2 separate regions of the Homo sapiens genome follow, and region 1 is linked to region 2. A link is an interaction called in ENCODE POLR2A ChIA-PET data of the cell type or tissue named here. Cell type or tissue: GM12878. All regions are shown on one strand. Links, peaks and the distances in the headings refer to the core of each region. The heading gives the core; the rest is flanking DNA. Region 1 overlaps SLC4A5 (solute carrier family 4 member 5). Region 2 holds the start of TLX2 (T cell leukemia homeobox 2).

The links. ChIA-PET counts read pairs that join two places held together with the same protein. Peaks named below come from ENCODE experiments on the same cell type or tissue, not always from the same donor. Only the 100,000 strongest peaks of a DNase experiment are listed, where the experiment ranks them.
Region 1: POLR2A ChIA-PET joins it to region 2 with 5 read pairs; 2 of 35 experiments call an interaction of 5 or more read pairs at or near these places.

What each region holds. Positions count from the first base shown.
Region 1 is chr2:74,289,436-74,291,935 of GRCh38, forward strand. The region is part of intron 7 of SLC4A5 (solute carrier family 4 member 5); the gene reads right to left. Among named protein-coding and RNA genes, the nearest start is that of SLC4A5, 53 kb to the right of the region's middle. RefSeq lists enhancers at 342-842, 843-1,343, 1,088-1,147. In GM12878, for the core only: no CTCF peak of the experiment used is centred there; DNase peaks (open chromatin) are centred at 1,226 and 1,786; H3K4me3 peaks cover 910 bases; H3K27ac peaks cover 1,653 bases.
Region 2 is chr2:74,508,303-74,516,163 of GRCh38, forward strand. TLX2 (T cell leukemia homeobox 2) reads left to right here and starts at 6,148. Exons shown (of 3, transcript NM_016170.5): 1 at 6,148-6,904; 2 at 7,331-7,568; 3 at 7,671-7,861. The coding sequence starts at 6,505. RefSeq lists enhancers at 143-202, 4,466-5,134, 7,384-7,861 and silencers at 5,009-5,068, 6,106-6,205, 6,786-6,855. In GM12878, for the core only: no CTCF peak of the experiment used is centred there; no DNase peak of the experiment used is centred there.

The sequences.
Region 1 (2,500 bases), core at 1-2,500, 220 kb before region 2:
CCTCCAGAGCAGCTGGGAGTACTAGCTCATGTCACCATGCCTGGCTAATTTTTGTATTTTCTGTAGAGACGAGGTTTCACCATGTTGCCCAGGCTGGTCTCGAACTCCTGAGCTCAAGAAATCCACCTGCTTCAGCCTCCTAAAGTGCCAGGATTAAAGGTATGAGCCACTGGACCCAGCCTATTACTTTTAACTTACATCCTTTCCATTGTCTTATTGATTGCTGGCGCTTGCTAGCAGACACCAAATGTTTAAAGAAATTTTATAGACAAAAAACCAACAATTGAGAAAATAACCTTATTTTTTCTTAAAATTGAGAAAACTGTGACTGCTTGATTCTGAGGGGCCATACCAATTCTCCCTGGGATCAGAAATCAGTAACTACTCTTTTAAAATGTAGATTTGATGTACCTTGGAGGATGGCATGAAAAAGAAAATAAAATATAAAATAAAATAAAATGTAGATTTGATTATGTTATTCACCAGTTGAAAAACTTTCAATGTCTCTCTATTGCCTAAAGCCTAGGGGTCAGTGACATGGCTCAAACCACCCCTCATAATATAGCCCTAACCTGCCTTTCTAGGTTCTAGCATGTCCCTCACCCAGCCACCCCGACCCCAGCCACAGCAGACCACATCCCTGAAGAGGAGGGCATGCTACTCCTTGGGCCCCTGTGCCTGCCATTCCCTAAGTCTGGAATCCCCTTTCCCCTTCAAGGCCAGACAAGAAGGCAAATAAATGGACAGGTCCTGGAGAGAGGAGACAGGCAGAGAGCAGGATGCAAACCAGTTCTGCCTGGGGCATTACCTGCTCCCTGGAACAGCTGAGCGCTGGGGTCCCTGGCTGTCGATGCTGCCTCTGGCCCCAGCCTGCTTCCGCTGCTGCCTCCCTGGCTGCTACTTCCACAGGTCCTCTTCTTCACACAACAAACTCACTTTTGTTTCCAGTTAAGCACCAGGGGAGGTGTGGGGAGAGAAGAAGGGGGGTTTGAGGGGAGAAAAAGAGAGAGAGAAAAGGAATGTGTGAAGGACTGGGGAGGTGGAGAGAGAGGCTATATGTAGAGAGAATATAGGTGTGGTAAGTGTAAGTGTGAGAAAGATTATGCAAAAGTGTTTGAGAGAGAAAAGCTACACTGAGTTAATTAAAGATCTGAGAGAGAGAGAGACAGAGAGAGAGACAGAGAAGTGAGAGAGAGAGAGAGAGAGAGAGAGAGAAGTGAGCAAGAGAGAGAGAGAAGTGAGAGGGTGAGAGAGAAATCTCAGGTGCACTAGAGAGAGAAAGGCTCAGTGGCTGCAGCAGAACCTCAAGCAGGAAGCCGGGTCTCCACAGCAGCAGGGGTGGTGGCAGCTGAGGACCTGTGAGAGGACTGGCAAAACTGCCCCTTTACCCCCTTCCCCATGAGTGCTTCCTATGTGCCTGTGGTCTCTAGGAGAGCCCAGGATCCTCTCTGCAGGCCCCTTTATAAAGGCAGGGGTAGGATGTGCTGTGAGATTCCCCAGGGCCTCCTTAGGAGCCTTGGTGGCAGGTGAGCTGGCTGGAGAGGAACCTAGCAGGGCCCTTCCTCTCCACCACACAGCCCCAAAGGTGGAGTGGGGTTGCTGGAGGGGAGTGTTTGCTGTGGGGTCTCACACTGACCAAGCAGTGCTCGATAATGTGCTATGTAGCTGGTTTCTTTCCTCCCCAACTTTAAACCCAAACTCCTGATACACTTCCTGTTCCTCCACCTCTCAGGCAAAGTGCCAAGTGTCACCACTCGGCAGGTGTTTTCTGAGAGCCCACGGACAGTGGAAGCTCGTCACTTCAGAGTGTGAGGTAAACTCCACTGGGGAATTATTTTGCTCTTCTGAGAAACTCCTAATCTCCTGGGTTTGGTTTAACAAGTGCTTACTGAGTACTTAGAATGTGCCAAGGTTGATTGGAGGTCACTGAGTGGTGGCTGCTCCAGGGAGTTACAAACCCTGAATTCACTAAGTCTTAGAGCTGGGAGGGAGCTTAGTGATGGTCAAGTCCAAACCCTTCATTTCACGGATGAGAAAACCAAGACCCAGTTTACCCCATAGGCCCCCTAGGCCCCAACACAGGTTAGCAGAGCCTGGGGGAGAACAGACATCTGACATTCTCCCCCTACACTGCCCCATTGAGGCTGGCTCCACTGGTGACATTTTCATACCTGAGGCTCGAGGATCAAGTACGCCCATTTTATTATTTTATTTTTAGAGACAGGGTCTTGCTATGTTTTGCAAGGCTGGTTTTGAACTCCTGTGCTCAGACAATCCTTCCGCCTCAGCCTCCCATAGTGTTGGGATTACAGGTGTGAGCCATCACACGTGGCCACAAGTATGCCCGTTTTAAAGCTGAGAAAACAGAAGCAGAGGACACCAGGCCCTGCCTGAGGGTCCCAGGCTCTGCAGCTTCCACTGCACTGTGGCTGAGGTTGACCCAGCTCCTTCTGAGTGGCCACAGCAGGCCACACCAAGTCAGGCCCTGTGGGTGGCCTCA
Region 2 (7,861 bases), core at 1,519-4,018:
CATCGGCGCCTGCGGAGGCCTGGGACAGACTAATGCAGAGCAGATGCCGAAGGAGGAGGGGAGGACGACTAGGACACTGCCACACACAGACAGGCTTAGGCAGCGAGCGCCTGTAGTAGCATAGGCCCAGTCCCGCACTTGGGGACTACGCGGGGTGCTCGCTCGAGAGCTCTACACCGCCGGCTCTGGGTACTTAAAAAGGGATAAATTTGCTATGAGGTATTAACATCAAATGCAACTGGAGATACGAGAAGGGAGAGATTCCAATGGAGACCTCAAAAAAGGCTTTCTGGAGAAAGTGGGACTTTGGGCACAATTTAGACTTGGGGGAGGGGGTGGAAGTGTGGTGAAATAGAAAGGACGTGGAGGGGAATGACCAGAGGACAGGAAGGTCAAGATGTAGATTTGAGAGTGGTAATAGAAAAAGCAGGGCCATAAAGAGTTGCGATTTTTAGCCTGAGGGCAATTGGGAGCTAGCGGACTTTTTTGAAGGGAGGTTATCCTGTGAAAGCGACATTTTTGTTCATTTCTCTTCAGAGTGAATTGAAGTGAATATGCAGCAAGAAGTTATGAGATTAGTGATTAATCAATTATTCGTTACAGCCCCTGTTTACCTACTTCCCTGGTCCGAGCCACTATCATCTGTCCTCTGTAGTGGCCTCTTGACTGTTTTCCTTGAGTCCCCCTTCGCCTGTTCTCAACATCACAGTTGAGTGCTGTTTCTCAGAGCTAGTGATTCTGATAAAACATGAAACACAAAGGACAAAGGACAATTTTTGAGATGTGGATATGTTTATTATTTTTATGGTGATGATGGTATCATGGGTATATACATATGTCAAAACTTATCAAATTGTACACTTCAAATATTTGCAGTTTATATGTCCATTATACTTCAAGAAAGCTATTAAAAATAAAGTTGAAAAATTAGGTTGTTCCTTTTTTACGTTTAAAACCTGTTGAGAGCTTCCCTTTTCAATCAGAATGAAAGTCAAAGTCTCAGAGTGGTGTGCAAGGGCCTGCATAGTCTCTTCAGATACACCAGGATATCCTTCCACTGTGTCCCCAACTTGAAATGCTTAGGTATCCAAAATGGCTCCCTCCTTCTTTCAGGTCTTTACTCATGAGGCTGCTGTAATCACTCTAGATGAATAACAACTCACCCACCCTTTCACTTCCTTGCTCTTTTTTTTCTGGTTAGCACTTATTAGCATTCTATCATTTATTATTATTTAATATACATTTCTAATATATATTATATTTTCTAGTTATTTTCAGAAAATATTTTCTAGAAAACATATTTCCTAGTTTTTCATCTGCCTTTTCCACTAGACTATAAGCTTCTCAGTGGCAAGGATTTTTTTTCCTCTGTTGTGTTCACAGATATAGCTCCAGTGCCAGGTGCATAGTTGGTGTTCAATAAAACTTTTCTGGATGAATACATGAATGAATCCAAGTGGTGGTGATGACAGCCTCGATTAGGGTTTTAGCAATGGCAATGGAAAGGAAGGGCTGTATCTGAAACAGTTCAAAGGAAAGTATAATAGGAGGAAGTAGCCAGGAACCTGGCTTGGTAGGCCTGGGTAAGAGGGTGAATGAAGAGCTTTGGAGGGAAGCATGTCCTCCAGCCTGCTGGACTTAAGGTGGCTGCAGGGAAGCAGGGGGAGCTTGTCAGAAGGCTAGGAGAGTGAGCGGTGGGGCTGGAGTGTCAGAACAAGGGATGGAGGTCTCAGAGTTATCTGGCTGGATATGAGAGTTGGGACTTTTGGAATGGGTGAAACTTGAGCAGATGAAGAGATAAAGAAAGCTTAAGGCCTGGTGCAGTGGCTAATGCCTGTAATTCCAGCACTTTGGGAGGCTGAGGCAGGTGGATACTTGAGCCCAGGAGTTGGAGACCAGCCTGGGCAACATGGTGGGACTCCGTCACTACAAAAAGTACAAAAATTAGCCTGGCATGGTGGCGCATACCTGTAGTCCCAGCTACTTGGGAGGCTGAGTTAGGAAGATTGCTCGAGCCTGGGAGGTTGAGGCAGCAGTGAACCGTGATAATGCTACTGCACTCCAGCCTGAGCGACAGAGTGAGATCCCATGTCTTAAAAAAAAAAAAAAAAGAAAAGAAAAAAGAAAGCTTAAGTCTGAGCTCTGAAGAATCCTCACAGTCTTCAGTGGAAGAAGGAAAATCAGTGGAGGAAAAACATAAGCAGTGACTACGAAAGTCCAAAGATGTGGAATAAGATATTACAGAAGCAAAAAGAAGGGACACTTCAAAAAATAATTGATGACCAACAAAGTAAAACATGCCAGGGAAGTCCTGGAGGAGGGATACTGAACACTGGAGCTCTCTGAGAAAGGGTTACTATAATGAAGGCAGCTTGCACTGAGTTAAAACAAGAATAAATCATGATGAAATGGAGGCAGTAGGCATGAAGTAAAAAGGAAAGGAAAAGCATGATCTCTCTTGAAGACTCAGGCAAAGATTTTGTCCAGATGATAAAGATCTGAGACAGCTGAGGGGTAGGAAAGACTAAGTTGATGAGAGCCACGGACACACAGGACATGGTGAGACAGATCCAAAGCAGTGTGTATGAGGGGGCACTCATTCCAGCACCTCTATCTTCGTCTTTTTTTTTTTTTTTTTTTTTTGAGATGGAGTCTCGCTTTGTCACCCAGGCTAGAGTGCAGTGGCGCGATCTCGGCTCACTGCCAGCTCCGCCTCCCGGGTTCACGCCATTCTCCTGCCTCAGCATCCCGAGTAGCTGGGACTACGGGTGCCCGCCACCAAGCCCGGCTAATTTTTTGTAGTTTTAGTAGACACGGGGTTTCACCGTGTCAGCCAGGATGGTCTCAATCTGCTGACCTCGTGATCCACCCACCTAGGCCTCCCAAAGTGCTAGGATTACAGGCATGAGCCACCGCGCCTAGCCAATCTTGAATATAAACCAGCAGGAACCATCCTTTCCCCGTGAATCAGAGACAAGGAGGCAAGAAAGGACATTTCAAGCCAGGTTGGGGTGGTGGTGCACACCTGTAACTCTAGATACTCAGGGGGTCAAAGTGGGAGGATTGTCTGAGCCCAGGAGTTTGAGGCCAGCCAGCCAGCCTGGGCATCATAGCGAGACTCTGTCTCTTAAAAAAAGAGAAAGTCCTAGGACTGTGGTCTGGGTGACGTAACTGGATGCCATCTGTTCTTGAAGTGGGGCACTAAAATATTTTAAAAACTCTCCAGAACACTTGTATGAACTACTGAGTTTGTGACCATTCTCCTTAAAGGATTAGTTGGACAGTCCCTGGGTGGCAGTACCATCTGTGCTGAACTCAAACGGCAGGGGTGTACGGGTCTGCATGATGTTGCCTTTTTTTCATTTGTTGATTCACTCACTGATTCATTCAAGGAGGATTTATTTAGGTTGGCTGGAGACACACTGGTTACCCTGCCCCCCTGCCCCCAGACTCAACCTTCAGAGCAGAGAATGGGACTAGCAAACTCCTAACCTGCACACCAGCCCTCTTCAGAGATTATATTTCTTTGCTGTCTCCCTAGGTTTCCTGCTCCCATCTGGAGGAATCCAGCCCTTGGTACCAAGGAAGTTTTTTTTGTTGTTGTTTGTTTGTTTGTTTTTTTTGAGATGGAGTCTTGCTCTGTTTCCCCAGACTGGAATGCAGTGGTGATCTCCGCTCACTGAAACCTCTGCCTCCCTGGTTCAAGTGATTCTCCTGCCTCAGCCTCCCCAGTAGCTGAGATTACAGGCACCTGCCAACATGCCCAGCTAATTTTTTTGTATTTTTAATAGAGACGGGGTTTCACCATGTTGGCCAGGCTGGTCTTGAACTCCTGACATCAGGTGATCCGTCCCCTCTTGGCATTCCAAAGTGGTGGGATTACAGGCATGAGCCACTGCTCCCGGCCTGAAGATTTGGACTAAACAGGTTCATGCTTCCTTGTAGCCCTCTCTACTGCTGAGAAAAGTGCATGGGTTTCTGTAAAGAGACGGGAGGTGATAATGTCTGTCTTCTCCATCAAGATGAAAATACATCTGCTAAATTGGTAGGAGCCCCCACCCTCTTTCAGAACGGGCTGTTAGCAGGGCTGAGGAGGGGCTGGACAAATTGGATAGTAGAGTGGTCAAGGTGGGGGAGGTTGACACTTTTTTTTTTTTTTCAGACAGAGTCTTGCTGTGTTGCCCAGGCTGGAGTGCAGTGGCGCGATCTCGGCTCACTGCAAGCTCCACCTCCCGGGTTCATGCCATTCTCCTGCCTCAGCCTCCCAAGTAGCTGGGACTACAGGCACCCGCCACCACGCCCAGCTAATTTTTGTATTTTTAGTAGAGATGGGTTTCACCGTGTTAGCCAGGATGGTCTCAATCTCCTGACCTCGTGATCCACCCGCCTCGGCCTCCCAAAGTGCTGGTATTACAGGCGTGAGCCACCGCGCCTGGCAGGTTGACACATATTAATGCCCACTATTCCTCCCACTGCCCTCTGTCCCATTTATGGTTCACCTCCTCTAGATATAAGGCTTCAGAGAACACTGAAGGGCTGGTGGACAGAGCTCACCCTTCTTTCTCTTCTTTATCTTTCTGCCCAGATGCCCAAATATCATTCCTGGTTCCCAGGGGAGAAAAGACCCCTTCACCCTGCCCCAGGCGCCAGGCTGCCAGCCCATCTGCTGGGGAGAAAGGAGGGGGCAGAGTCTTTCCCAGGGGATCCTGGAGAATCAGTTTGAAGATCAGTGCTCCCAGGGAGATCCAGCTAGTAGACTTACAAAGCATTTCGGTTCACACGGGAACCAGCAGGATGGAGCTGAACAGCGGGGTGGGCTCGGGACGAGGGTAGAGGGCTGGCACAGCAGGGTAAGGTCCTTTGGCCACCACGTGTCAGAGGTAGGCTGAGCTGCTCGTTGGTGCCCACCCGCCACCGCCACCGCAGGATGGTAGAAGCGCCCCCCTCTCTGAGCCCAGTCTCACCGGCTCAGAGGCGCCAGGGCCCCCCCGGGGGCCGGGGCGGGCCGGGGAAGGTAATGTAATTCCGGCCCAGCTAACCCGATTACCGCGGCCTGCACCGGGCAGGGCGGCGGCGGGGGCGGGTCTAAGGCTCAGGGGCCCGCCCGCGGGGGTCCCATCCCCGGGAAGGACGCAGAGTTCACGCACTCCCGGCTCCTGGATTCATGGCCAGAGGTCACAAGGTCACCAAGCGGCTTAGGTCTTTCCCCACCTCCCTTCTCTGACAGCTCCAGGCCATTTTTTGAGTTTGGGTGGGGTAAAATGTTTATGGGAAACAAGGCGGCCAGGATCCAACCAAGGCCTCAGTGAGGTCCCACGTGTCCCCCGTGGCGAGATTTCGCCCTCCCGCCGTTGAGGAGGAAGAGTGTGAGAACAGACTTCCTAGGCACAGAATGGAGGGGCAGAGTCCTGCATTGAGGACTCCCTGCACTTGGGGTCCGGGGGTAAGTGCCAGCCCCAAGAACCCGCCGGCCTGATTTGGCCCGGGTTGAGCCATGGTCCGTTTTACACGGATTTTGGAAAATCGAAATTCTAGGAAACACAGGACACCAATTACCGGTGCGCATGAACAGGGCTGGGGGGACCTACAGGAGAGGCCAGAAGGCGCACCACGATCGCCAGCCCAAAGCGGCCGTTCCCCGCCCTTAGCCCCTGCCGTCCCCTTCCCACACCTGTTCTCTTCCTGGGCCTGCAGCTCACCGGGCGCCGTTCCCCAGCCGCTTCTTACGCAGCCGGGAAACCACAACGAGATTTGGTCTTCGAGAGCATTTAGGCGGGGACCACAACGAATCCGGGAGTTGGCCAGAAGGATCCATCGAGAGGCGAAGAGTGGGGGCTGGGGGAGGAGGCACCTGCGGAGGAAGCCGGTGAGGCGGAGGCAGCCCAAAGGCGGAGGCCGCCCAAAGGCGGAGGCCAGCAAGGATGGAGGCGCGGTGAGCATCTCCGCTGACTCAGCGGCCCATGCTCGGGCCCCTCCCGCGCTGAGCCTGGCTCCTAACACCCTGGCCCCCTGTCCCCCTCCCCGCACATCTCCGCCAGCCAGCCTTCCCCCTGCGCTTGGCGCAAACAGGCGTCCCTTCCCCTTTAACTGCTGGGCCCCGCCCCTGCCCTACCCCCAGCCCCCACTACCCACCCGGGCCGATCCGTCAGTCACTGCCCCAGCCGGAGCTGGCCAACCCTCTCCACCCGGGACTTGGGCAGCGGCGCCGGCAGCCCAGCGTCTATTTGCGCTTAAGAGCCAGCAAGGAAGCTCCAGGGGCCCCAGCTGGCCGTGCTCCCCCGGGATGCAAGTCCCTGCGCTGACGCCCGGCAGCGGCTGGCACGGGCGCGGCTGCTCCGGGTGCACAGGGATGCTGCTGTTTCGGGGACCCCGGCGCCCTGCCTTGGCCAGCCCCGCGGGCCCCTGAGGCCACTCTCCGGAGCGCGCCGCCGCTGGGCTTCTGGCGCTGCCTGAGGCATCCTCCCCAACCACCGAACCTCCGGCGGTTCTCCTCGGCCCAGACCGATGGAGCCGGGGATGCTGGGTCCACACAACCTCCCACACCACGAGCCAATCAGCTTCGGCATCGATCAGATCCTGAGCGGCCCCGAAACCCCAGGGGGCGGTCTAGGCCTGGGTCGCGGGGGCCAGGGTCATGGGGAGAATGGGGCGTTCTCGGGTGGATACCACGGAGCCTCGGGCTACGGTCCCGCCGGCTCACTTGCCCCGCTGCCCGGCAGCTCCGGAGTGGGCCCAGGCGGCGTGATCCGCGTCCCTGCGCACCGCCCGCTGCCTGTGCCGCCGCCCGCTGGGGGGGCGCCTGCAGTGCCTGGGCCCTCGGGTTTGGGCGGCGCCGGAGGCCTAGCGGGACTCACCTTCCCCTGGATGGACAGCGGCCGCCGCTTTGCCAAGGACCGGCTCACGGGTGAGGTTGTCTGACCCCTCCAGCGTCACGCCCGACTCTGACCCCGTCTCCTCATTTCTTAGCTTTCTGCTCCAACTCAAGGACCCCTTTCACACCTCCCACTAGATCCTCCCAGGGGATCCTCCCCCAACTCAAATCTCTGGGTCCTGCCTCCGAGAGGTGATGGGGAGGGAGCTGCCGTCGGTGCCCGCGCCCTCCTCTGTAGTCCCACTGTCCACGCGTGGGGAGGGGAGGGTGAAGTTACAGGGGACGTCTCCCTCGCATCCCAGGGGAAGGGCCTTTCTTGGCTATAGGGCTCGGCTGATGCTTAGGGCCCGGGTAAGGACAGGGCGCGGGAGTTCTGCGGCCTGGACAGCCGCGCGGCCTTCTCAGTGGCACCTCGGGCCACCCTGCAAATCCTGCCCTGGTCTTTCTTCCTCCCGGTAGCTGCGCTCTCGCCCTTCTCTGGGACGCGCCGCATAGGCCACCCCTACCAAAACCGGACCCCTCCGAAGCGGAAGAAGCCGCGCACGTCCTTCTCCCGCTCACAGGTGCTGGAGTTGGAGCGGCGCTTCCTGCGCCAGAAGTACCTGGCCTCTGCGGAGAGGGCGGCGCTGGCCAAGGCCTTGCGCATGACCGACGCACAGGTCAAAACGTGGTTCCAGAACCGACGCACCAAGTGGCGGTGAGGCGCGGCGCGGGCGAGGGCGGACTGGGGTTCCCGAGCAGGGCCTGGTGAGAAGCGACGCGGCGGGCGCCCCGCTGACCCCGCGTCTCCCTCCCTTAGGCGCCAGACGGCGGAGGAGCGCGAGGCCGAGCGGCACCGCGCGGGCCGGCTGCTCCTGCATCTGCAGCAGGACGCGTTGCCACGGCCGCTGCGGCCGCCGCTGCCCCCGGACCCTCTCTGCCTGCACAACTCGTCGCTCTTCGCGCTGCAGAACCTGCAGCCCTGGGCCGAGGACAACAAAGTGGCTTCAG